Regions from separate parts of the Homo sapiens genome. Here region 1 is linked to region 2. The links are chromatin contacts, found by Hi-C or POLR2A ChIA-PET in ENCODE. All regions are on one chromosome and are shown on one strand. Each heading gives the region's core, a stretch centred on a gene start or an enhancer-like site at or near the end of the contact. The rest is flanking DNA. Distances are from core to core; before and after follow the strand shown.

Region 1 (2,700 bases), core at 182-2,681, 76 kb before region 2:
AGTTCTATATGTTTATAATAGCTATTTATAGTCAAAAGCTAAAAATAACTCTAGTGCCCATCAACAGCAGATGAATGGACAATTCATCCGTAACATGGAGTATTAGCAATAAAAATGAAGGCACTATGGATGCACTACATTATGGATGAGTCTCAAAAGTGTGCTAAGCAAAAGCGCAGACACAGAAGAGTGCACTCTGCAGTTCCACTCATTTCCCGAGCCGCAACAGGCAGTTCTCATCCATAGGGTTGTAAGCCAGAGCTGTGTTTTCCTGGGGCTGGGACAGGGGACCTCAGGAAAATTCTGAGGGTAATGAAATTATTCTATATCTTATTTGTGGTGGTGGTTACAAGGGTGAGTAGATGTGTCAAAACTCATTGAGCTATACACTTAGAAGTGTATCCAATTAACTGACTATAAATTACACTTCAGTAAGGTTGGTTTTAAAAAATGTTTGAAGCTAAACTGTTAAGAAACAAAAAAATACGCAGCGATTAAGTAATAGTTAACAGTGTTCCCTAATCTAAGGAAAGCTCGTCAGAAAACTGTATTTAGGGCTGGGCTTTAAATGGTTCAAATGGTGAACACTCCTTTGGGTATAGGATATGGAAAAATACTTTGTAATTTAAGATGCAGAAAAACAATTTGAATCAGGTAAGCTCTCATTTAGGAACATTCTTCTAAATGACTGGCGTGTATTTTAATAAGTGACTGAAGTGTGAGAGACAAAGACTGGTGCACTATTCCAGAATAAAGGAGATTCACAGACACGCCACATAATGCTGTGGTCCGGTTTGGACCCTGCGCCAGAATTTCTTCTTCTTTTATCTGTTTTGCTATAAACCACATTGTTGGAACATCTAATGAAATTAGAATAAGGTCTGTAGATTGGAGAATATTAGTGTATCATTTTTAAATCCCACAGTTTTGTGCATTGTTCTGTGGCTGTGTAAGAGAAGGTCCTTGTTCATAGGAAGCTCACAAGTATTCATGAGTAAAAGAGCATCAGTTCTTCAGCTTACTCCCAAATGGCTCATAAAAAAAAAATGTGTATATATAGAAAGAGTAGATAAATGCTGTAAAACATTTACAATGAGATAAAAGTATAAGAGAGTAGTTCTTTGTGCCATCCTTGCAACTTGTAAATTTGACATTATTTCCGCTTAAAAAGTTACAAAAAATAAGATCAAGATCCAGGTTGTGTCAAAGGGCTGTTTGCTGAAAAGCATGCAAATTTCCTGTGAGGAAATAACTGGGAAGAGCCACAGAAGTGATGAAAATGAACATTTCCAGAGAAATTGTGTCTGGAAAGTCTGCATCCTTGTTTAAAGCAAACAGTCAGGAAGGAGGCCAGTGGCAGAAGGGGAGGCAGTTCGACCCTGAATGTGGACTGTCCCTGCTGGTGTGTGTCCATCTGTGCAGAGAGCAGGGCTCATGTTTAGATTCTCAAACGGTAGGGAGTATTACAGTGCAGTTCACTTTGGACACGTGTCCTATGACCAGGAAACCATATGCAAAAGACGGCAGCGGCACTCAGGACCCAGCGACAGGAAGAATAGATGATGGAAAGGGCCGGGGAGGGCACTCGTGGGCAGTGAGCGGCCACAGCACAGTGTGGACAGAATTCTGGGAGTGACTTTGAAGACAGAGTTGAGATTTTTTTCTACAATTGATGAGGGTGGAAGAAGTTTATTATTGATTTATCAACTATCTAGACATAAAAGCAACGAAATTTCAAGGAGACGAAATGGTGTCCAAATGTTAGAGAAGTGACAAGCCGTGGTTCTGCAGCTGTATTCATTTTAAGCAGGCTAGAAATCTTTACTCAATGTATGTATTTTCTTTCTCTGACTTCCTGTGTGAAAAAACAGTTTGACACCCTGAAATGACTCACATCCTGAATATGTTGCTAATTGAATATTTATCGAAGGCTGACTTATATTTGCAAATTCATGGAATGTAAAGGACAGTGGAGCTAGATCTGCGTGACTGCAGGGGCAAGTGTGAACGGCAGGGCCTGGCTTGGGCGATTTGAGTGTGCCAGGAGCCGTGGCACCTTAGGGCTAAAGGAGACCACATCCATGGTAAACAGCATTCTGGATGCTGTGTGGAGAGTGGCCAGAGGGTCACAAAAGGGGCAGCCAAGAGACAGGTTCAGAGACTACTGCAGTAACCGAGCTGAGGGTGATTCGATCCTACACTGGGTTGCAGTGTGGGTGGACCAGTTGTGAAGTGGGCAGGTTCTAAAAAAAGCATTAGGCTATCAAAGAAACCTTAACACTGATCCTCACAGAAAATAGTATTTTATTCGCTTCCTAAATTATTTTGCTGACCGTGCTGTTTGTAGCTCTGGGTCAGCTCTGTCTCACTGTGCATTTGTTATATTTCTTTTTTCTTTCTGTTTTCTAGATTATTATCAATGAAGTCTTAATCTTTTTTAATGAAATCATTTGGAAGAGGCTTTGGTGGGAGAGGCAGAAGGGAGGGTGACAATGCTGGGCCCTTCCTCTGTCTTTTTCTGGGCAGTTCATTCGGCTGTGCTCTGAGGCTACCATTTCTTGTTTAAGAGATACCGAGGGACTTGTGCTTGGCTCTGCTTTTTTCCTTAGACAACTTTGTGTTAGATCAGGGAAATCTATATGCATTCAGAGTGAGTGGTTTTGTTATTTTTACTTTGAGAATTTTTAGAATTGTTAGAAG
Region 2 (2,700 bases), core at 176-2,675:
CCCGTTACAGGCTGGGACACGTCGATGACTCTTGGCTTTCTTGGACTCTGGATCTGTAAAATCGACAAGGCAGAGGTGGGTCTTGAACCTCATGTTTGAGAAGTAAGCATGAGGGAAAGAACCTTCCACCCAAATGCCTACACCCTGCAGTCAGGACACAACTCTGCTTTTCTCTAGGCTGGACTCGAAGGATGCCCCCCTAAAGAGCTCACCAGCTGGAGACAGAAGACAGCCGTGGTCACAAAGCCCATTACCAGAATTAAATAAATCCGTTCTAAATCTCCCAGGCAAAGAATCATTTACTTCCTCCATGGCCCTGCATTTTCAATACCTTTTAATAAATTCTTTTAAAATGACCTAATTTCAACATGGCTTTCAACTTCATAAAAAGACAATTTATAACCAGGATAAACATGAACCTAGGACATGCCATTTCAGTCCTCTCCAGGATCTCACGTTACGCTTCAAATAACTTTTTAAGTGGAAGAATAAAAACCAACACAAAGTCAAGGTTTGTTTTTTAATTTCCACATTGAGCTCTGGTTTGAGCCTGAGCTTTCCAAGGCTGATCTGGGCTCCCTGCTTGTCCCGCCGGCGTCGGGCCCCTCCTGTGCAGGAAGCCGTCAGGGAGCCCCAGTTAGGAAGGGATCTCCCAGAGCAGGGCCACCTCTGTCCTCGCCTCCACTGCGCCACAGAGCCCCAGCAAATCTGCAGAGCTATCATGACTGATCTGTAAATAGGGCCATAACCCACGAATACAGTCTACCCCCAGTCTGGGCTCCCCTCTTTCACCTGTGCTCCTGCCGCAGTTGAAGGAGATAGAAGACGTTTTCATATCAGGATTGCAACATACGGCCCGTGGGAGAGGATGGTGATCCTAACCTATGCCTGGAAACGACGCTGCGAGTGACTTTTCTGGTAAGGGTCGGGACTCACAGTGATTGTCCAACGCGCAGTCTCTCACCCGTATTCAGAATGTCCTGGGAAACAGGCGGGGCTCTGGCTACGAGGCCACATATGTCCCACCTCCCCTGACCCCCCGCATGTCACAGGGCTCAGGTGCCTTTTCCTTTATCTCTAATTCCAGCTGTAAGCTCATGCCCCTGCACACAGCCTCTGCGTGTTCATCTTCAGGCCCTGAGCTTCTTGTGCAGCTAGGTAGGCGCTCAGCAAGTTACTTTAAATGGGTGGATAAATACATGGATTGTCAATTCGTCATCAGTTTTTCCTGTTTGCTTACTCACCTTCCTCTCTGTTGGTTTAGTCATAATGTTCTCAAATAACAAAAGCCTTTGGCAGGAATTGAATCAGATGAATGCACCGTGAACACACTGTCTTTTGGTCACGCTGGTTCAGAGCACGTCCCTCTACCTACTTCCACCTTTTTCAAAAACATTTCTTGATGAGCAGGGCCCTGAGACCAAACTTCACGGCAGACGCTGGATCTGAGTCACACTGTCTTGTCATGTGTGGTCAGGTGACCTGCAGCTTCCACCAGCAGGAAGAGATGCTGGGAGAGGATTTCCTCTTCACTCGCAGTCATCGTCATCTGAAGGGAAGCCTGCAAGTTCGTTCTGTTTCTAGTAAGATTTGTCTTTGCTTATGTCCTGGCTTCTTCCTCGCCCTGCAGACTTGGGCCAGTGCTGTTCACTGCACAGTTATTCTTTCCTCGACGTGCCGTGCAGAGAAGGCTGGTGTTTTGGGTAGTCTTGAACAATGGGGACTTCCTCTTCTCTAGAGAGAGCTCTTTGACTATAGGCAGGAAATGCTGCACGGGAGCCTGGTTAGCAGGGGTGCTGTGGGCCCCGGGCTGCAGGGCCTGCTATGCATGCAGCAGCATCTCGTGACGGGTCATCTCCTGGTGCGTCCTGTGATGAAGCAGGTGCGCCACAAGCCAGAGAGGAGCACCAGAGGGGAAAATAACACCCTGTCCATCTGACTGCAGAAGGCATGCCCCTCACATCTCCGTGCCTCTGCAATCGAGACACAGCGAGAGTGTCTCAGATGTAACGAATACCATAAATCTGTGTAAAGCAAGTCCTGGGGGAAGAAGAAGTATGGGGTCTCCCTTGGAAAGGACAACAAATATGCCACAGAATGGCACCCAGCACCCCTGAGGTGAGCCCAGCAGGCTGTGGACGGTGCTGAATTTCCAGTTACTTCTTAAGGCCTAAAGAAGATGGCTCAGCATGCTCCTGGCCTCTAATGCATTTGGAGTGGGGCAAAACACACACCTTCTCAGTGAGAGGGACTCAAGAGGTCCCAGAGGTGCAATCCTAAAATGGACAGGCTGCTCTTGGAGAAAAGGCGCCCTCCAGGCCTGGAAGACTCTAGCAGAGGCTGGTGGGCTCGATAGAGACACACAGTCTAGAAGGGCGTCCTCGCCGGGCCCGCCTGGCCCTGGGGCCACCAGGGCGTGTTCTGCAGTTCTGGGAAGCGGATCTGCTGACTGGGTCCTGAGCTGAGAACCGTGACTTCATTCCAGGCCTTCGATTTTATGAATAAGAGCTGGCCTCGAACTGCTGTGATGTCAGAGGAGTCACCTGTGCATCCTGAGGCTAGTGGGTCCTCTACAGAGTGAAGGCTGAGAATAGATAGACCCTAATATTAACACCAGCTCTAAGCCCTTTGATGATGTGAACAAGTCTCAGCGAGTGTCCGTGAATTGTTGAAGGAGAGTATCAGAAAGACAACACGGTC

Evidence for each region. Hi-C counts contacts between places; a loop is a spot of excess contacts on that map. ChIA-PET counts read pairs that join two places held with the same protein, here RNA polymerase II (POLR2A). Pooled maps may share reads with other maps.
Region 1: a loop to region 2 is called in a map of endothelial cell of umbilical vein, with 7 times the contacts of the local background. The contact joins two enhancer-like sites. A Hi-C loop is called at or near these places in 6 of 168 maps with a recorded cell type or tissue (CD14-positive monocyte, CD4-positive, alpha-beta memory T cell, CD8-positive, alpha-beta T cell and 2 more), 3 of 37 single-sample maps with no recorded cell type and 15 of 50 pooled maps. POLR2A ChIA-PET finds 5 or more read pairs at or near these places in 6 of 52 experiments (CD4-positive, alpha-beta memory T cell, GM12878, activated CD4-positive, alpha-beta memory T cell and 3 more).

The regions. Positions count from the first base shown.
Region 1 is chr18:74,993,205-74,995,904 of GRCh38, forward strand. The region is part of intron 8 of ZNF407 (zinc finger protein 407); the gene reads left to right. Among named protein-coding and RNA genes, the nearest start is that of PTGR3, 210 kb to the right of the region's middle. RefSeq lists enhancers at 1,543-2,044, 2,045-2,544. Within about 2 kb of position 1,432, at least 10 of the 41 ENCODE cell types and tissues checked have a DNase peak (open chromatin) inside an H3K27ac peak, as active enhancers do; they include CD14-positive monocyte, CD8-positive, alpha-beta T cell and endothelial cell of umbilical vein, where a contact is called at or near this core.
Region 2 is chr18:75,069,691-75,072,390 of GRCh38, forward strand. No RefSeq gene overlaps it. Among named protein-coding and RNA genes, the nearest start is that of PTGR3, 140 kb to the right of the region's middle. RefSeq lists enhancers at 629-1,828, 689-1,189, 1,478-1,627. Within about 2 kb of position 1,426, at least 28 of the 41 ENCODE cell types and tissues checked have a DNase peak (open chromatin) inside an H3K27ac peak, as active enhancers do; they include CD14-positive monocyte, CD8-positive, alpha-beta T cell and endothelial cell of umbilical vein, where a contact is called at or near this core.